Regions from separate parts of the Homo sapiens genome. Here region 1 is linked to region 2. A link is a loop called in an ENCODE intact Hi-C map of the cell type or tissue named here. Cell type or tissue: mammary epithelial cell. All regions are shown on one strand. Each heading gives the region's core, and the rest is flanking DNA. Links, peaks and the distances in the headings are about the cores only.

What was found. Hi-C counts contacts between places; a loop is a spot of excess contacts. Peaks named below come from ENCODE experiments on the same cell type or tissue, not always from the same donor. Only the 100,000 strongest peaks of a DNase experiment are listed, where the experiment ranks them.
Region 1: it touches region 2 in a loop (10-fold over the local background); 4 of 110 quality-filtered maps call a loop at or near these places.

Annotation. Positions count from the first base shown.
Region 1 is chr6:41,144,629-41,155,160 of GRCh38, forward strand. It overlaps TREML1 (triggering receptor expressed on myeloid cells like 1), which reads right to left and starts at 9,719. Exons shown (of 6, transcript NM_178174.4): 1 at 9,618-9,719; 2 at 9,130-9,462; 3 at 6,654-6,756; 4 at 6,191-6,279; 5 at 5,633-5,685; 6 at 4,709-5,290. The coding sequence starts at 9,660. The coding sequence ends at 4,976. In mammary epithelial cell, for the core only: a CTCF peak has its summit at 6,236; no DNase peak of the experiment used is centred there.
Region 2 is chr6:41,087,546-41,098,077 of GRCh38, forward strand. It overlaps NFYA (nuclear transcription factor Y subunit alpha), which reads left to right. Exons shown (of 10, transcript NM_002505.5): 5 at 2,034-2,165; 6 at 2,659-2,764; 7 at 3,983-4,149; 8 at 5,367-5,540; 9 at 6,851-6,952; 10 at 9,812-10,532. The coding sequence ends at 9,865. It also overlaps a transcript of OARD1 not described here. Among named protein-coding and RNA genes, the nearest start is that of NFYA, 20 kb to the left of the region's middle. In mammary epithelial cell, for the core only: a CTCF peak has its summit at 5,094 (motif pointing right); no DNase peak of the experiment used is centred there; H3K27ac peaks cover 1,110 bases.

The DNA.
Region 1 (10,532 bases), core at 1,426-9,425, 57 kb after region 2:
CTGTATGCTTTTGATAGATGGCCTTTATCATCTTGAGGAAATTCCCTTCTATTCCTAGTTTGTTGAGTATTTTTGACATGATATGGTGTCAGATTTTGTCAAATGCTTTTTTGGCATCTGTTGAGGTGACCATGTGGTTTTTGTCCTTTGTTCTATTAATATGGTATAATATCATATTGACTGATTTTTATATGTGAAATCAACTTTGCATTCCTGGGATAAATCCCACTTTGTCATGGTGTATAATACTTTTTATTTGTTACTATATTATATTTGATAGTATTTTGTTGAAGATTTTTACATCTCCATTGATAAAGGATGTTGGTCTGTAGTGTTTTTGTTTTTGTTTTTGTTTTCTTGTGATTTCTTTGTCTGTTTTTTGGATTAAGGTAACACTAGCCTCATAGAATGAGTTAGGAAGAATTCCCTTCTCATTTGTTTTTTAGAAGAATTTGTAAAGGGTAGGTTTTAAAATTCTTTCAATATTTGGTAGCATTCACCAGTGAAGCCATCTGGGCCTGGGCTTCTCGTTGTGAGTTTTTTTAATTACTAATTTAACCTCTTTACTTGCTATAGATCAATTTTTTATTTCTTCTTGAGTCCATTTCAGTAATTTGTGTCTTTCTAGGAATTTGTTCATTTCACCTAGGTTATCTTAATTTGTTGATATACAATTGCTCATAGTATTCCTTTATAATCCTTTTTGATTTCTTAATGCCAGTAGTTCTCCCTCCAATTTCATTCTTTATTTTACTGATTTGAGTCTTTTTTTTTTTTTCTTGGCTAGTCTAGCTAAAAAAAGGTTTATCGATTTTGTTGATCTTTTCAAAGAACCAACTCTTGGTGTTGTTGATTTTTCTCTATTATTTTTCTGTTCTCTATTTCATTTCATTCATTTCTGTTCTAATTTTTATTACTTTCTTCCTTCTGCTTGCTTTGATTTTAGCTTGCTCTTCTGTCTAGTTGCTTCAGGTAAAAGATTAGGTTGCTGCTTTGAGATCTTCTTTAATGTAAGTGATTAAAGCTATAAGTTTCATTCTAAGCACTGATTTTGCTGCATCCCATAAATTTTGGTATATTGTGTTTATATTTTTATTTATCTCAAAGTGTTTCTAATTTCCCTTGTAATTTCTTCGTTAACACAGCTGTCATTTAGAAGTATGTTGTTTAATTTCTACATATTTATGCATTTCCAAAATTTACCCCTGTTACTAATTTCTAATTTTATTCCATTATGGTAAAAGAACATATTTTTGTCTAATTTCAATCCTTTTAAATTTATGGATACTTGTTTATGGTCTAATATATAGTGTATCCTAGAGAATTCTGCATGTACACATGAGAGGAATATGTATTCTACTGCTGTTGGGTGGAGTGTTTTATAAATGTCTGTTAGGTCTAGTTGATTTATTGAGTTGTTTATGTCTACTGTTTCCTTGCTGATTTTCTGTCTACTTGTTCTATCCATTTTTGAAAGTGAGATTTTGAAGTCTCCAACTATTATGGTTTAATTTTCTATTTCTTCATTTAATTCTGTCAGTTTTTGCCTCACATTTTTTGAAACCCTATAGTTAGGTGCATATATATTTATAATTGTAGTATCTTCTTGATGGATTGACCTTCTTATCATTATAAGATATCCTTTTTGTCTCTAGTGACAATTTTAGTCTTAACTCTATTTTGCCTGATATTTGTATAGTCATTCCAGCTCTCTTTAGCTAGTTTTCATGGTATATGTTTTTACATTCTTTCACTTTCAACCAACTTGTGTTTTTTAATCTGAAGTTTTTCTCCTATAGGCAGCATATAGTTGGATCATGTGTTTTTAATCCATTCTGCCAATTTCTGCCTTTTAATTCTGTTTCATCCATTTACACTTAATGTAATTACTATAAAGTTAGATGTATGCCTGCCATTTTATTTGTTTTCTATTTGTCTTATGTCTTTTTTCCTCTCTTCATCAACTACCTTCTGTTGTGTTAAACAGATAATTTTAACTTTAGATTTATAATTGTTACTCTATGAAGTTCTCTTTTAAATCGGATAGATGGGGAGAAAGACATTTTTCTTAAGTAAACATTCCCTCTATTGATGCAAGTCTTTGGTTAATTTCCAGAGTTCTGAAAAAGTTGATTCTGAATATATTTGCCAGTTTTCTTGTTTCTTGTTGCTTTTTTCTTTTTTCTTTTCTTTTTGAGAGAGAGTCTTGCTCTGTCACCCAGGCTGGAGTGCAGTGGCACAATCTCGGCTCACTGCAACCTCCACTGCCCGGGTTCAAGCAATTCTCCTGCCTCAGCCTCCTGAATAGCTGGGATTACAGGCATGTACCACCACACCTGGCTAATTTTTGTATTTTTAGTAGAGATGGGATTTCACCATATTGGCCAGGCTGGTCTCGAACTCCTGACCTCAGGTGATCCACCTGCCCCAGCCTCCCAAAGTGCTGGGATTACAGGTGTGAGCCACCATGCCCGGCCTTGTTGCTTTTTGGAGGAGAGAATTTTCAGAGGTTCTTACTCTGCCATGTATCAGTTTTAATGTGTGAGTTCTTTTATGGCTTCTGAGTTTGGTTCATTCTTTAAAGGGCTCTTTTCTCTCTAAAATTATTTTAACTATTCCTCAACAGTCTTTCAACTATTTTTTAGGCCAACTTTATCAAAATAGTATTTACATATAGGGAAATGCACCCGTTTTAGTGATAGGTTTTTGACAAATATAGATACCTATGTAATCACTAGCACAATCATGATAGAGAACATTTCAACCAAAAAAGTTATTTCAGGTCCCTTTGTCATCATTCCCATTCCATCAGTACTCCCAGCTTTGGCACAAAATACTCTCATTATTTTTTTCATTGTCTTTGTGTTATTTCTCCTTTGTCATTTTTTATTTCACTCTTCTTAAGTTGCCTAACAGTGTCTCTTTAATTTCATTTTATTTTAAAGAATCCGTTCTTTTATGTATTATATTGTCTTTCTCTTTTAAAATTAACTGAGTAAGATGCTTAAGTGTTAAGAGTGTGAATTTTCCTCTGAGCACTTCTTTAACTGAATTCCAAAGGTTCTGATATAAGGAGGTCATCTCACCATGTTGCCTGCATTTGCTTTGCTTTATATTGCATGTGTTTCTTACTCTAAAATTTTGAATGGCAGTATTTTCATCTTAGAAGTTACTTTTACAACTATGACTTTGGTTGGTATTCGTAGACTTCCTATCATGATCAATGATGGGATTTTTGTATTTCCTCTTCCTCACCACTCAATTGATTGTTATCTTTCTTAGTATTTTCCTTTGTACTCAAAAGTAAAAATACACTTTTTACTTCTGTCATGTTCTAAAAAGCTCTAAATATATTTAGACCATGGTGAGTTTTTCCAGAGGGTTCTTTTTAGTCTTTATTCTGCCCTTTTTTCTGCCACCTCTCCACTCCCCAGCAGGCAGTCCCTAGTCATTAGTTGATTGGTGGGCAAATTGGAGCCCAGGGCACACCGCTTGTCCTTCTTCCTGAGGTGCTTAGGCTAAGCTTAGGGCCCCTCCAGATGGTGAAAACCTCTTTATGCCTAGCTATTTGTGATTGTAACAAGACTGGGTTACTGAGCATTTCATCCCAATATGGGCAAATACATACATCCCTCAGTATCTGTGGAGTATTAGTTCTAGAACCCCCTGTAGATAACAAAATCCATGGATGCTCAAGTCCCTTTTATAAAATGGTGTAGTATTTGCATATAACCACACATCTCCTCATACACTTTAAATCATCTCTAGATTACTTAAAATACCTAATACAATATAAATGTTATATAGTTGTTATACTGTATTGTATAGGGAATAATGACAAGGAAAAACTCTGTACATGTTAAGTACAGACATAACCATTTTTTTCTAATATTTAAAGAAATATCTAATGTTTCTTTTTTTCTAATATTTTTGATCCACGCTTGCTTAAATCTGTGGATACAGAACCCATGGGTATGGAGGAATGACTATATTTTCAAATTGAACAGTTTCAGAAGAAATTCTGGCAAGTCCTTAAAGGCTCTTTCAGCCCTAGCCTGGACTAGCTTTCATTTATACTTGACCATGGCCATTCCCTTACCATTCCCTTTTCCCTCCCCTCAGTTCATTTCTCCATGGGGCCCTTCCCGGGCTCCAGAGTTTAGACCAAAGGAAACAGTGCTACCAGATGACCACCTAGTTAAGAGACAGCCAGCTCTGATAAGACTGATGTCTGTAAAGGTCTTCTGGTGCTTGAAAATCCTTTGTCCTGCCAGGGAACAGACTTGGTGTCTATTTCCATTTCTGTCCTTATTCCTATTTCTTTCCAGTGCCATTTCTAACACACCATTTGTCCTGGGTCTCTTTTAACTTATCATTAATCTAACACCACCCCCGCCCTATCATATGCTTTCGCATCATGTCACATATTCACAAGGTGCAGAGCAGAAAGGAGAAGAGCTTCCTTGACTCAAGCAAATGAATCTATACTTGGAGGCATCATGAGATAAGCAAAAAATACTTCTGAAGAAGACTTTTCAGCGTCCCTTGAATCAAACTGCATTGTAGTGTTCTGACCAGGGAAGGAAGCCATTTCCCCACTGACGAGAGACAGGAGATCATACAGCACAAAATTTAGACCAGAGTCTTTTCCATTCACAGGCCAAGCAATTAGTCAAACTTGGGCAGTTTCCTTTCCCATTCAGCCATTAAGAGTTTGCACATCATTATTAGGGTTTATTTAGCCCAGTGTGTAATGGTAGAAGAACCAGTGGGGGAGTTGGGTGCAGGGAGGTCTTCCCCAAGACATCTCAGTCATGTCTGAGCGTCACTTTCCCTAGTAAAGTTAGGACATTGGATTAGATCTTAAAGTCCCTGGTTGCTCAGATATCCTAAGGATCCTAGGGCATGAGCTGGCTGGATGGATGCACAGAACCCCTAGGGATGGTCCTCATGAGTTTAAAGTGTGATGAGCAGCTTAGCTGGATGGAGTCTGATTGTTAGGTGGATTCTGGGCTGGCCCACACGAGGTCCCTCCACCCTTGTTCCCTCCCGGGAAGATTACTGTGGCATATGTCACAGGCTTGGAGCAGACCAGGACCTTAGGAGGTAGAGGGGGCAATGAGGATGGAGCTGGGAGTGAAGGTTTTCCTGATGGGGAATCAAGAGGTAGGCTGGTGTAGGTGGTATTGTCAAATGAAGGTGGTGAGTCAAGCCTAATGTGTGGTACATCCAAAGGCAATTCAGCAGCCGGTCCAGAGTCACTGACGTGGTGGACCACTGAGGAGGGATTCTGTAACAAAAGCAGGCAAGTCAGGAATGCCTCCCTCTGCCCCAGAACTCCCTTTGGTGGGAAGCCCAGGACCACACTAGATCTATCTCTTGAATCCTGAGTATATCAGTGGGCAAGAGGGCTTCATTGTGAAGATTTTCAAGCCCCAAGTTTCTCCCCAAATCTGGGAGGGTGGGATGCCAAGGGAGACCATTAGTGTCAAGTTTACAGCATTTAGGAAGAGGGTTTGGACCCCAACTAGGTCCCAGTCCTTTCTCCACCCCATCATCCTAGGACCTCTCAGTGAGTGAGATGAATGGAAAGTCTGGGGAATTTGGCTGTGGGCCTGCAGAGGCCTCTTACCATGCCTGAAACTCTGCTGCTCAGGAATCGGCCACAGACACCAAGCCTGTTCCCTGGCAGGACAGACAACAGCAGCATAGTCTGCTTCCGGGGCTGGCTCAGAGCCCTTCCCTCACTCCCTTCCTTCAGAAGCCTCTGAAACCTCTTCACTACTGCAGACTCACCTTCCCCACTCCCACCACCAAACCTTTACCCCTTCCATCTCCCCAGCCTGCCGTAAATCTCCCCACCCACTTACTGCTTCCAGAGCTCCCTTCAACCCACCTCAGCGCTCAGCCTACCTCCCGAGACCCTTTCCCCACCTTCTCCAATGCCTTTCCTCCCATTGCATTGCCCTACCCTTTCTAATTCCTGTCTTTCTGCAGACTGCTCCCATTGAATCTCCTTCCCTCCCCTCCATCCCTCAGCCCTGGGAATTCTAGGATATGGGGGCCTTGAGACTTAAGCCCAGGCAAATCCATTTGTAGGGGGATTGGACCTAGACTCCTGGCCTCATCTGCACAACTGGTTGATACTGGAATGGTAGGGCCAGGCTGAGATAGGAAGATAGCCACCTACCTTGTTTCCTCTTGGCCATCACAGCAAACAGCACCACCGCTGCCACCAGCAGACCTACCAGGAGCACAGCACCCCAGATCAAGGGGATGCTGAGGAACAGAAAGGGATAGGCAGGCTTAGACCTGAAGCCTGTGGGGAGCTGCTGGCCAGGAGCCCTGGAGCAGTGACAGAAGGGTTACATTCTTGATTGGGAGAGGGAGATGAAATAGAATGAGGGGAGCTGACTGAGGTAGGGCAGAAGAGGGACTCATTAAGGTATCCTGGCTGAAGAATCACCAGCATGAAGGCACCATTGCTGACCCAGGACAGAGAAGTATGTATCTGTCTGTCTGTCTGTCCAGAAGTTCCCCAGAGGTGGGAAGAATCATAGGTTTTCCCCTTCGATTTAGTTTGGAGCTCTAAACAAGTCATTGTCTCCACCACCACCCTTCTCCTGGCCTCCCAAATCCAATCCTGTCAGTACCTCTTCTCATCCTGGCTGGGTTCCAAAGGGTTGGCACTGCCTGCAGGGTCTGAGAATGCGTTCTCAGCCAGACTGCCAATCTTATGGGTCTCTTCTTCTTCCTCTGTCAGGCCAGGAATGGAGTCAGAAGGAAACATTTAATGAGTGCATGCCCATATGGGCAGGCTTCAATATCCTGTTGAGGTCTGAGGGACTGGAGGAGTGGAGCCAAGGAAGGAGAGGACCCCAGGAAGAAACACAGAAAGGGGAGGCTGGGATGTTCTTTAGGGGCCTGTCACTCCACAGATCAGGAAATGGCACTGGCTCTTTATGTCTTTACCTGGTTGTGACTACACCCACTTTTCCCTCTACCACCAGCTCCCCCCATCTTCCTGCTGCATTTCTTCCCTTTTACCTGCTCTACCCCTCACCCCTCTGGCCTTATCAAGCTGTTAAGTCTGTGTAAAAACACCTACTGGATGATCTGTACCCACCTCTCCTTCCCACCCGAATAGGTTTCTGCAGTTCTCATCCTCAATGGTGACATAGCTCCTGGATCTCATGGGTCTTAAATGGGGCTTCCTCACATACCTGTGACCCTGCAACCCTAGCCCAAGCTCTGCCCTCAGGACTGAAGAAAATCTGGGTGGGCCCTCATGTGATGCAACACAAACCAACTGACCCTTGCTGAGAGCCTTGCTGGGATCCTGAGACTCAGTTTGAGGACAAGGCTTCTGTCACCCATATGATGTGCTTGACTTCTGGCTGCAGGACTTGGGGTTGGTTTCTCTGGGCCTGGAGACTTGTCTTAGGAACCTGGCCAGTCCTTTCAGACCGACTGGAATGGGGCCTTGCCTTGTTCTTGAGAGATTCACCATTCCTACTCCCCATCCTATGCCACACCAGGAACTGGGGTTGCTGTGGCACATGTCCTGCCCTCCTGGTGCCTATTAGGCTGCCTTTGACCACCTTCTCTGAAGCTAAATGCTCACCTGAGCCGCAAGCCACATCATCTCTGGATGCTACGCGCCACCTGCCTGCCTGAACATCATCCTCCACAGCACCTGCCCCATGGCAGCAGGTCAGGGGCCCAGGTCCCTGCCTCCCTGACGCTCCTCCCAGGGAGTCTCATCTTGTCACAATTTGCCTTTTAGTGAGTTAGAACCTGAATTTAGTAACTCAAAGTGTCAAGGAATGAGGAGGGCAAAGGATGACAAGGATTAACAATATATTTATAATATAAAACAATAACCACAGGCTTGAGATGAGAAGGATTCTAATGACAACATAGTCTACCCTCTTATTTAGAGGGAAAAAAAACAAGGGAAGGGGCCAGGGGTGGTGGCTTATACCTGCAATCCCAGCACTTTGGGAGGCCAAGGCGGGCAGATCACTTGAGGTCAGGAGTTCAAGACCAGCCTGGCCAACATGATAAAACCCCGTCTCTACTAAAAATACAAAAATTAGCTGGGCATGGTGGTGGGCACCTGTAGTCCCAGTTACTTGGGAGGCTGAGACACAAGAATCACTTGAACCCGAGAGGCCAAGGTTGCAGTGAGCCGATAGTGCCACTGCACTCCAGCTTGAGCAACAGAGTGAGACCCTGTCTCAAACAAAACAAAAAACAAGGGAAGGGAAAATGCTCTACTTAATTTTATTATTTGGGGGTTGGGCATAAAATATGAGAAAAGGAAGACCTAAAGGTGAAAAAATGGCCAGTATCCATAAAAGAAAAGGAGTGGCTGTCTGTGCTTCAGGTAGCTGACCATTTTTTATTTTTAGAACATCCTATCTTTCTTAAAAAAAAAAACCCAAGTTTTTAATATTTTAAAATTTTCTTTTAACAAATGCTTATATACTAGAAAAGTTATGGGCTGTGGGAATGAAACCTGCAAAAACAGTGTCTTTAATACTGAAAATAGGGTCAAGAATATTGGCTTAAAATATTAATGACATTTTTCCATTTTTAAAACGAAAGGAGTTGAAGTTGTTCAGGCACTGAATGTACCTACTTGTAGGTGAGACATACTAGATGGCCTGTGAAGACTTATAAAATTAATTAAGGTATGAATTCCATAATTCTTAAGCCATCAAGCCCGCTATTACAGGAATAAAACACTGGAAGCTACAAAAATTAATTCTGGTTTTATACACTCAGATTCAACATTGTTTAAAATATTTCTAATTAAAAAATAAGTTAGCATCAAGTATGTTGAAAATGCTGGAAGAAGAGGCCAAGTCCCTGGAGTGGGAAGGACATGCCTTCCTGTGGGGAAGCGCAGTAGTGTGGAAGGGGGAAAGGGATGGTTTTCAGCTGATTTATCTCAGACTTCCCACCCAGTTTGGTTTCCGCTCCCTGCAGAGCTGTCAAGAGGATATCTCCTTGGAATGCCTCCTCCCCAGGGGCCCCCACTCCTCAAGAACCCATGAGCCCTGGCAATAGGCGGGGGTGGGGAGGGTAGGTCTAAGGGGTGGTAGCTGGCCTAGGATAACTCACCTGGGGGCAGTATGTTCAGAGAGACTCTGTGCAAAATCTGGGGCCCCCTGGCCCCATCCACCATGCAGCCATACTCGCCAGCATCCTCTTCCTGCAGGGTAACCATTTCCACCTGCAGCAGGCCCCCACCCAGGTCTGTGAGAAACGTACGCCTGCCCGCTGGAGCTCTGCGATCCACAGCTGAGGACACCAGGGGCTGGCACCCCTCCGGCAAGAACCGGCACCACACCTTCTGAGCTTTGACATCCTGGAGCCTGTAGTGGCACTGCACCAGAATGGAGCTTCCCACGGGTGCCTGCAGCACCTCAGGGAGGCTGCCAACTATGCCCTGACCTGGGGAAGGAAAGGAGGTGGGAATTTTGGGCAGGAGCTGGGAGCATCTCCCAGCCCAGCTGCTGGTATGGGTGTGGCATTCACAATAACACGTTACTCCTGGACATGGGGCTGAGCATATGGGGCCCAGAGCTGCAGCTCCTCCTGAACCTTACCTTCTAGTCCCAGGAGCAGCAGCAAGAGCAGGGTGAGGCCCATGGCTGGGCAGAGAAATGTCAACTCCTGGGCTTGCCTGGGCACTGATGCAGCATTCGCCTGAGGGCAGGAAACATCTGCCTCAGAAAGTCACTTGGGGTGGGAGAAAGGAAATGATGGGCACCTCCAGGGGTGGGGAAAGGGAGTTCTTCCAAGCCCTGGTTGGCTCAGTGCTCAGGAACTGCCCTGAGGGTAAGGGTGGGCAAGACAGGATGAGAAGACCCGAAGAAAGCTAGAAGCCTGCAGGGGCTGGGGCCCGGCTAAGGGGTGAGATGGGAGGATTGTGACAATTGGAGGACAGGAGAGGAAGAGGAAAGATGATCTTCAGGATCTTCCTAATACAGAATCTGAGGGTGCACAGCTATGAAGGAGGAAGGTAGAGTGCCCTGCACCTCACTCAATGCCATTCTTGCTCTCAATTCTTTGGGAGTGCCCCACGACCACCCAAGCTTTTAGGAGGTTGTATGCAGTACAACCTCAAACAGGAAGTTTCACCTTGATCCTGTGCCCTGGACTGGGTCTTTCTTCATTTATTGTCCTGGACACTATAGAACCCTTCCATCTGGATCCACATTCTTCAGTTCTGGGAAACAAATTCTTACTTTGATAATTACATGTCCATTTTCTTCTCCCCTTCCATTTTTCTGCAATTCCTTAACTAGTTGGTTATTGAATGTCGTGTGTTCATCTCATTTTCATATCTTTTCTATCTCATTTTCCATCTTTTTGTCTCTTTTGTTCTGCCTTCAAGGAGATTTCCTCATTTTCTTCCATCCTTCTATTTTTGTCTTTTAAAATGTTATTTTTTAATATTTTTAATTTACAAGACAAGATATTCCTTATTCTTTGAGCATTTTTAAATTCTGGCATACTAT
Region 2 (10,532 bases), core at 1,730-9,729:
TGCTCAAATAAAAAAAGTTTGTTGATGGAATTAATGGTCAAAGAAGCAAAGAGAAGGTTACTTAGTACTAGCCATGTATTCTGGCTTTTAAGTTTGGGAGGTATTCTTGAATATAAAATACAAGACATTTTGAGCTATGGGGCTCTCCTCACTGCTTTCTCTTTTGCACTTAAAAAAAAAAGTGTTCACTAGTTATATGAAAATAGGATTTTGTACACCCAACATTTAAAGGGTTGTATTGCAGTTTTTTAGTTCCAAAATTTAGAGAAATATTTTTCAAGCTTCTTGTCAGGTTTCTGATAACACTCCTAATAAAGTGGCTATAGCCATTAAAAAAAAGAAAGAAGATAGATTTGGATAGCACACGATCCCTTGCTTTCCATAATTGCTTTATAAGGTTTAGCTATCCAATCCTAGGACCAAATAGGAGATACAAATTAAATCAACAAAAATTTGACAAACATTAATGACAGTAGTGAGTATTGGTAATTGGAAACTAATAGGAGGAATATAATCTGTCACATTGCCTTAATTATCTATTACCATATAACAAATTATCCTAGAAGTTAGCAGCTTAAAACAACAAACATTTGGCCGGTGCGGTGGCCCACACCTGTAATCCCAGCACTTTGGGTGGCCGAGGCGGGTGGATCACAAGGTCAGGAGATCGAGACCATCCTGGTTAACACAGTGAAACCCCGTCTCTACTAAAAAGACAAAAAAAAAATTAAGCCAGGCGTGATGGCGGACGCCTGTAGTCCCAGCTACTCGGGAGGCTGAGGCAGGAGAATGGCATGAACCCAGGAGGCGGAGCTTGCAGTGAGCCAAGATCACACCACTGCACTCCAGCCTGAGCCACAGAGCGACACTCCGTCTCCAAAAAAAAAAAAAAAAAAAAAATTTATTTTATAGTTTCTGTGAGTTAGGAATCCTGACACAGCTGTGTTGGATTCTTTCAAGGTCCTCTCAAGGCCCTTATCAAGGTGTTGTCCTGGGCTGCAGTCACATTTGACTAGAGTAGAATACATTTTGGGTTTTTTCTTTGTTTGTTTTTTTGAGACAGTTACTCGCTCTGTTGCCTAGGCTGGAATGCAGTGGTGCGGATCTTGGCTCACTGCAACCTCTGCCTCCCAGGCTCAAATGATCCTCCCACCTCAGTTCCCCAAGTAGCTGGGACCACAGGCATGTCCTACCATGCCTGGATAATTTTTGTATTTTTCAGTAGATACAGGGTTTTGCCATGTTGCCCAGGCTGGTCTCGAACTCCTGACCTAATCTGCTCGCCTCAGCCTCCTGAAGTGCTGGGATTATGGGCATAAGCCATTGTACCCGGCTTTCAGCATTTTTAATATATATAGTATTTCCTCTGTAAAAAAGTACTTCATCATTCACCAAAATGGCAAGATTAAAAAATAATAATAAAGCACTTTAGAGTGTATTTTATTTTTTTATTTTTTTGAGACGGAATCTCGCTCTGTCGCCCAGGCTGGAGTGCAGTGGCGTGATCTCGGCTCACTGCAACCTCCGCCTCCGGTTCAAGTGATTTTCCGGCCTCAGTCTCCCAAGTAGCTGGGATTACAGGCATGCACCACCATGCCCGGCTAATCTTTGTATTTTTAGTAGAGACAGGGTTTCATCATGTTGGCCAGGCTGGTCTCGAACTCCTGACCTCAAGTGATCCACCCACCTCGGCCTTCCAAAGTGCAAGGATTACAGGCGTGAGCCACCACACCCAGCCCAGAGTGTATTTTAAATATGCATGCTTTTCAATATATATAATCATACCACTGCTATCTTTCATAAAAACCGACATTGATTTGTTAATATCAGGTATCCAGACAGTGTCGAAATTCCCTATTTGTTTCATAAATGGAAAATAAGTTGTGTCTACTTCATAATGGAGGGCAGAGCAGGACTTCTTTTTTCCTCTTCAGAACATTTTCTGCTTTCTAGAGAAATGTGGATAACTCTCGGGGACCAAAGGAGACCAGTGTCAGTAGAGTACAATCCTTTTTTTATGTTCTTTTCTGCAGATACAGTTGGTCCCACCTGGACAGATCCAGATCCAGGGTGGACAGGCTGTGCAGGTGCAGGGCCAGCAGGGCCAGACCCAGCAGATCATCATCCAGCAGCCCCAGACGGCTGTCACTGCTGGCCAGACTCAGGTAATTCCACTAGCTCTGTCACACAGGAGCAAAACTGATTTGGAAGAGTCAGATAACTGAGTCAGATATTTCATGTATAGCATGTATAGTAGAAAAGGGGATGAAAACCATAAAAAAATATATTTTTGGCCGGGCGCGGTGGCTCATGCCTGTAATCCCAGCACTTTGAGAGGCCGAGGCAAGCTGATCACAAGGTCAAGAGATCAAGAACATCCTGGCCAACATGGTGAAGCCCCGTCAAAATACAAAAATTAGGTGGGCATGGTGGCGCATGCCTGTAATCCCAGCTACTCGGGAGGCTGAGGCAGAGAATCGCTTGAACCCAGGAGGCGGAGGTTGCAGTGAGCTGAGATTGCGCCACTGCACTGCACTCCAGCCTGGCGACAGAGTGAGACTCTGTCTCAAAAAAATAATTTTTTTTTTTAAGGACTACATCGTTCTTTGTTAGTATCTTTGGGATCTGTTGAATTGTGTCATTACTTATTTCCTCCAGACACAGCAGCAGATTGCTGTCCAGGGACAGCAAGTGGCACAGACTGCTGAAGGGCAGACCATCGTCTATCAACCAGTTAATGCAGATGGCACCATTCTCCAGCAAGGTAAGTGTACCCATAAGCTTCCCTAGGACTTTTTGGGGCAACTTTTTTGTCCCTTAGACAACTGACATCTTTAGAATTTGAGTGGTGAACTTGACACTACATATTTTTTGGACAAAAAAAAAAAAGATTTCCTCTAGCTCTCCATTGATTGTTGGTTTCTTGTCACCATCTGTGACCAACAGTGATTCCATGTGTAGCAGTTTCTATAGTGGTTGCTAATCTAGGGATTGTGTAAGCTTTTAGGGAAGAAGTGTTTCTAAACAGAAGAATAGAAATAGGGAGTTCATTGGTAAAGAGAGAAATAGATCAAAAATCAAGTTGGCTTTAGAGTGCTATTGCTGCTTATGTTTTTTTCTGGGTCATTCCATTACTTTAAATGACTATTATGTATACAGCACTTTTACTAAGAAGGGTCCTCAAAGAGCCTCTAGTCTAGTAAGAAAGACGTGAACAAATAAATACAATGCAGGGCCCTCATGGAAGTATGTTCTAGGAATAGATAACATAAATAATAGATGTTTGGTCTGGGAGGAGGAGTGCAGAAACTGAACTTGAAGGCTTTTGGAAGCACCTGTTAGTCAAATAGTTAAATCAAAAAAGGACATCTTTGTTAGATTCCATGACTTTGTGATTGCAAATTTGCAATATACAGGATCCAGAGAGTGCACTAACTGTGTGCTCTTGTATTACTCCAGGGAGGCCCTGAACTGGATTGAGCCCAGGCAAGAGCTCAAACAGAATGGTGAACAAATCCTCAAGTGCTGCTATTGATAGTCTGGGGACTTGGAATGCTTGGTTTAATTTTAAGTTTTAATACTACAACTGACTCATTGTCAGTTTGAGATAAACAAAGTATAAGTTTTAAAATCTCTGTCCTGAAGCAGATTGCTCATTATGTACAAGAGCAGTAGGTATAGCTGTAGTCAGACTGACCTGTAGAAGAGGAGGCCTCCAAACCTTTTCACCTTTTGAAAACTGCTAAGGATAGAGTTACTCAAAACTGGGACCTAGACAGTTAATAGAATTTCAAAGATTGTGATTACTTAGATTATATATAGCACACCACAGTGGGAGAGTACTTTTTCTCCCCTTGTGTTTTTCAGTGTGTTTTGCCAGGATCGGTGAGTGTATACCAGATAGAAGAGGGACTAACTATGTTCCCTTCTTTCTGTTCTGTGTGCCTGTTTTTTGTTTGTTTTATGTTTTGTTTTCTTAAAGTTACAGTCCCTGTTTCAGGCATGATCACTATCCCAGCAGCCAGTTTGGCAGGAGCACAGATTGTTCAAACAGGAGCCAATACCAACACAACCAGCAGTGGGCAAGGGACTGTCACTGTGACACTACCAGTGGCAGGCAATGTGGTCAATTCAGGAGGGATGGTCATGGTAAGAAAATGTATTTTTCAGCTTTGTCTTTGAAATTTTCTTGAACATGCAACTTGATGCCTCCTAAAATTTATTATGTTGACCTCTTGGGATTGAGATCGATCCTTAAGGCACTGTCGGTAATCTACTTTGACAATAACATTATGACAAACCATAATTCATTCTGAGCACCTACTATGTGCCAGGGACTATTCACCAGGGACTATTCTAGATGCTGGAGATAAAGCAATGGATAAATAGTGATTTTATGGAATTCTTTTCAGAATTCAAATAACGAAGGGAATTATATACTAATCTTTGAGAAGTGGAAAGTAGTATTGCCCATGATGGACAAAATAAGAAATAAGCTAAAAATTAGAAAGATTGTAATTGATAGAGAAACCAAAAAAAAAGTGTCATGTAAATGTATTGGGAAGATAGGAAGATTTGGGTGGTGTAACTGAAAGCTAAATCCTCATATGTCAAAATAGGATGTTAAAATGCATAAATTAAGAATGAGTAACAGAAGTCTGCACAGAGGTGGAGGAAGCTATGAAAAGAAACAGAACCAACCCTGGCTCAGTGGCATGCACCTGTAGTCCTAGCTACTTGGGAGGCTAATCCAGGAGGATGGCTTAAGTCCAGGAGTTTGAGCTCAGCCTGGGCAATGTAGAGAGACCTCGTTTCTACGAATTGAATGAAAAATAAATAATTTTTATAAAAGATTCAATACAGTTATTCAAAGCGGTTGTATTTGGGAAAGAGCTGTGGGGTACAGGACTCTGTTACTTGTTTTTACCTACATTTAGTACAGTGTTTTGGTGTTTTTTAAGAAAAATTAGGATTGAATTATAAGTTAACTATTATTTTTATAAATATAGGCATTTAGTAGCACTTGGTCTATCTATTTTTGTGCTGTTTTTTTGTCTTATGACTACTGTTCCTGACCATTAGATGGCAGCAGAAATATCTAGAGCCATGGGTGGACATGAATTAGGGCATGGTTATATAGTTTCTCAGAGTGGCACCTGAATCTCCTATGACACAGTCATCTGGGGTGTTTGTTTAAAGTGCAGATCTTTAGTATAAATTTCTCCAGGGATCCGCATTTACCCAAGTACCCTATAAAAATTACTTTTTGTGGCATTTACAAAAAAAATGGATGAAGAGGAACCAAGAAACTGTTTCTATGTCCATACTTCATGCCACCAATAAGCTCTGGTTTCCTGTTCACACAGATGGTTCCTGGGGCTGGCTCTGTGCCTGCTATCCAAAGAATCCCTCTACCTGGAGCAGAGATGCTTGAAGAAGAGCCTCTCTACGTGAATGCCAAACAATACCACCGTATTCTTAAGAGGAGGCAAGCCCGAGCTAAACTAGAGGCAGAAGGGAAAATTCCAAAGGAGAGAAGGGTATGTATAACATTGGGAAGGATATAGGAAAGGAGAATAGCAGGGTTCTACTTTTGAAATTATCTTTTATATGGCTTGTTTTCTCACGTACCTTCCAAACAATTGACGTTAGATACTTGTTGTCTCTTTTGTAAGAGTTAGCATTTGTTATTACTAATATGCAGCTGCAGTTATAATAACGAAAACAAACAGTGGCTTAAATAAGATGTTATTCCTTTTCATACATAAAAGTAGTCCAGAGATAAATTATCCTGGACTGGTAGCACATTTTCACAGTTCTCAAGACCTGTTTCACTGCTTTAATATTGCTAGTGTGCTGTTCATGGTCCAAGATTCCTGCTTAGGCTCCAGCCTAGGAAGAAAGGGAACAAGAAAGGTACCCTTTCTTTTTTTTTTTTTTCCTGAGACTCAGTCTTGCTCTGTCATCCAGGCCGGAGTGCAGTGGCACAATCTCAGCTCACTGCAACCTGCACCTTCCATGTTCAAGTGATTCTCCTGCCTCAGCCTCCTGAGTAGCTGGGATTACAGGTGTGCGCCACCACGCCCAGCTTATTTTTGTGTTTTTAGTAGAGACGGGGTTTCACCATGTTGGCCAGGCTGGTCTCGAACTCCTGACCTCAGGTGATCCACCTGCCTGGGCCTCCCAAAGTGCCGGGATTATAGGCGTGAGCCACCATACCCGGCCAGGTACCCTTTCTTTCAAGGAAACTTTGAAGAAGTTGTGTACCTTCCACTAGCCGGAATTTAGTTACCTGATCACACCTAACATGCAGATAAGGCTAGGAAAGTCCAGCCTGGTGTGGTGGCAAATGCCTGTAGTCCTACTTGGAAGGCAGAGGCAGGAGGATCACATGAGCCGAGGAATTCAAGGCTGCAGTGATTCATGATCATGCCACTGCAGTCCAACAGCAAGGGTGTCAGAGTGAAACCCTGTTTCTAGAAAATAATAATAATAAACTTTAATGCTAGGAAAGTCTTTTTACTGAACACTCATTTGCTCAAACGAAATTTGGCCTGTTATTAAAGCAGAGGAAAGTGTATATATTGTGAAGTGTAGGTGGTAGTCTGTTATTTTTTTTAAAAAAAATTCATACTATAAGCATTCACAGTCTTACAGTAGTTATATATGGTTAGCTATATTACTTACTAGGTGTTTTCTCCAAAGCTTCCATCGTCATTCTAAGTCATAATTGTCCCTTGTGACTTTGATCCCAGCTGTCTTAAACTTTGGAGAATGGAATTTGTGCACTAGATAACTGTGCTGGTTCTGGATAGTATTAATAGTTAAATGGTTTTATTTCTCGTTTTAGAAATACCTGCATGAGTCTCGGCACCGTCATGCCATGGCACGGAAGCGTGGTGAAGGTGGACGATTTTTCTCTCCAAAGGAAAAGGATAGTCCCCATATGCAGGTAGGAAGACATATACATTTTATTCTTCTCTTTATTACCTTGTATTGACTTGAGTTGAAGCCTTCAGCAGTGTCCTCTTGCTATTTTCCTACTCTGGGACTACTCACATTCTCTAAACTGGATGCAATCTTATGTCTCTTTAGATTATCTTTTATCTTAAAACCACTAGGCCAGACTTGGTGGCTCATGCCTGTAATCCCAACACTTTGGGAGGCTGAGGTGGGAAGCCCAGGATTTCAAGACCAGCCTGGGCAACATGGCAAAACTCCATCTCTACAAAAAAATACAAAAACTAGCCAGGCCTGGTGATGCATGCCTGTAGTCCCAGCTACTTGGAGGGTTGAGATGCTCTTCGTCTTTGTCACTTATTACTATTCATTCTTTCTTGAAAATCACACTTTTCTTAATTTTCAAGGAACAAGTTTTATTTTTATTGAACAGGTTTTATTACCCCATCACAAATATAATTTGAATGTTTACTTTTTTCCCTTCTAACTGATGTGAGCCTGGTCTAATCCTCTCTTCTTTGGCTTAGATTTATAAAATAGCTGCTTAATTTGGTTTCCCTTCTTCCACTTTTGTTCCCCTCTAGCCTACTCTCCACATCCTAGTGTGATCTTTTTAAAATGTTTATCCTATCAAGTCCCTGTTCTGCTCAAGCTCCTTCAACCCCTACCCTTTCCCATTTGCACTTAGACTGACATCCAAAGTGCTTACTACTATGCCCAGCAAAGCCTTACATGCTCCAGCTCCTGTCTACCTCTAACTGCATTTCTACTTCTTGGTCTCTATGCTGCTGTTTACTGTTCATTGGTCTACTTCCTGCCACGGGTCTTTGTCCTTAGAATTTTCAGTCTGTATGCCCTTTATCTTTTTCATGCATGTCTATCTCCCTATCTGTTAGGTCTGGGTTTAATTAAATACCCTATCTAGAATAGATCTCTTCTCTCTCAGTATGTTCTTACAACATCTTTTCTTTTTTTGGAGGCAGTGGTGTGATTATGGCTCACTTTAGTCTTGACCTCCCAGCTCAAGTGATCCTCCCACTTTAGGCTCCCGAGTAGCTGGGACTATAGCCACGCACCACCATGCCCAGCTAATTTTTAAATTTTTTGTAGAAATGGAGTCTCACTTTGTTGCCCAGGCAGGTCTCAAACTCCTAGGCTCAAGCGATCCTCTCGCCTTGGCCTCCCAAAGTGCTAGGATTACAGGCGCACACCATTGCACTTGGCCCTTTTCTTTACAGTGTAATAATATTTAAGTTGTTGAATTTTTCAAGATTGTTTCCTTCACTAGACTGTAAGTTGTATAGAGGGTAGAGGATTGTTTCGTTCTCTGTTATATTTATTGGACTTAATTCTATTTAAGTAAGTTGTATTTAAGTACTGACTTAGATGTATTTGTTGGGTTTAGTATCCAGTTCTGAACCAAGCAATCAGTGTTTCTTGAATTAATAGATTCCTCCCATTTGCTGATACTCCATTCTATATTAACATCACATTCCACTTGCACTATTGCAATATCCATCAAATTAATCTCCAGTCTCCTCTAATTGGCCTTATATAGTACTTATACAGTACATGGTTAAAGTGTTTTTTTTAACCTGCCAGTCCCCAGGTCAAGGATGCATGCTATTAATAGTTCTCATTTCTTAACTGCATCAAATCTCAAACTATTTCTGTATAACATCTAAGCAACTTTGCCTTATCACCCCCTCAACAATCAAACTAGGTTTCCTCAGTGTCCCCACACATGAACACTAACAACTCTTTCAGTGCTATTAATCCTCACCTGTAGTGTGAGAGCCCCTCCTTTCTCATTGCTATTCATTCATAACGGTGTATGAATGTGGGCCTGACAGCTATTGTGGCAGGAGGGCATTGTGCCAGGAACTCTCCTCATTCTGTGTGCTAACAATATGATCTTGGTCAATTCAGCCTCTTTTATTTTTATCTGTAAAGTGGAATACTGTTGATACTTCACAGCAATGTTGTAGGGATTTCATTCAGTAATCCACATTAGGCATCTGTGTAGCACCATACCTAGTGCATGGTGAGTTCAGTAAATGCTAGTTGTTTTTGCTCATTGTTCAAGACCCAGTTCCAGTCTTCCATCTCCAGAAGGCTTTCAGCTTTTTCTCAGATCCTGCCTACCAAGGCTTCAGAGCCTTGGTATGGGGGAACTAAAGGTGGTTCTTGCGGAGTGTTGCAAAAAGCTTCCAAGGATTTATCCTTGTGTTAACACGGTAGGTCTTAAGTGAGAAACAGCATATAGAGTTTAGTGGAAAGAAGATGAAATGGGAGTCAGGAGATTTGGGAGTTAGCCCTTGCTGGACTCCTAACTTTCTGACCCTGACCCTAGTCCACGCAAATCACTTTACCCATCTGGCCTTCAGATTTATCTGTAAAACGAGTACATTAAAGTGTATAGATTCTAATGATTCTTTCTAGCCCTGCTAAGTACTCAGTATTTAAATGATGATCAAAAAACAGTGACAAAAATACAGCATGACATGGTTTCTCTGGGTCTTTTCCTTAGACACCTGAATCTGAATACTCTTAACCCTTAAGTATAGAGAACAACACAAGGTTCTTAGGAAAGAGATACACTAACAGCCCTGCAGTGTTTCACCATGGAGTGCAGGCCAGACTTTAAATTATTTTAAGAATAAGGTTTATTGTCTCTTCTTTCCTAATGGGGCTACACTTTAAGCCATGTATGCAGACTTAAGATGTATTACAAGCCTTTGATTTACTTGGTAAAGTTATGTGTATTCTCTTGGGGGGATAAGTAGTGAGAGCCATGAGTTCCTGTTGCTTTTGCAAAGGACTTTAATCATCATGTCATCTTTGTCTCTAGGATCCAAACCAAGCCGATGAAGAAGCAATGACACAGATCATCCGAGTGTCCTAACCCCACGCCATGTGATGGAGCTGATCAAGGTCATGTTTCTCACTGTTCCAGGAAATTGATCAACTCTTCCAATGGGACATTGATGATCACATTCTGCCCTTTACTACAGGACAGAAACCACTTAGTTTTTAATAAGTGGCTCAGTATTACAATTGCAGCGATGCCTGGCAAATTGAAGTTGCAAGCCTTTGTCTTACTCTTTCAGTCAGGACCTATTTCAGACTGTTGATGACATTGACATTTCATGGATTCGGATGATGCAAGGAGACACATGCCACCCCAGCAGTACACAAAGCACTTACCTTGACTGGTGAAGTCAGCCAGCCATCTCAGCAGGGAAGAACAACCTTCTCAACCAAAACTGCAATCAGGAAAGCAGCAGCCCACTCCTTCCCATGGAATCTAGACAGCATTTATCCCTCTGGTGGGGGAATCTCACACTGACTAACTGAATGGACGCTTTGTATTCAGAGATGGCTTCCAGGCAAGGAAGTTCTATCTTGTGATACGGAAACAATAAATTCCTGAGATACATTCTTCCAATCTGTGGTAATAATAAGAATTCCTCTCTGCCCAGATGGTAGGTTGATATTTCTGGACTCTAGCCAAGAAAAAGCTAATTCTGGGGATAGAATGATAAAAGACTCAAGCACTAAAAATATACATT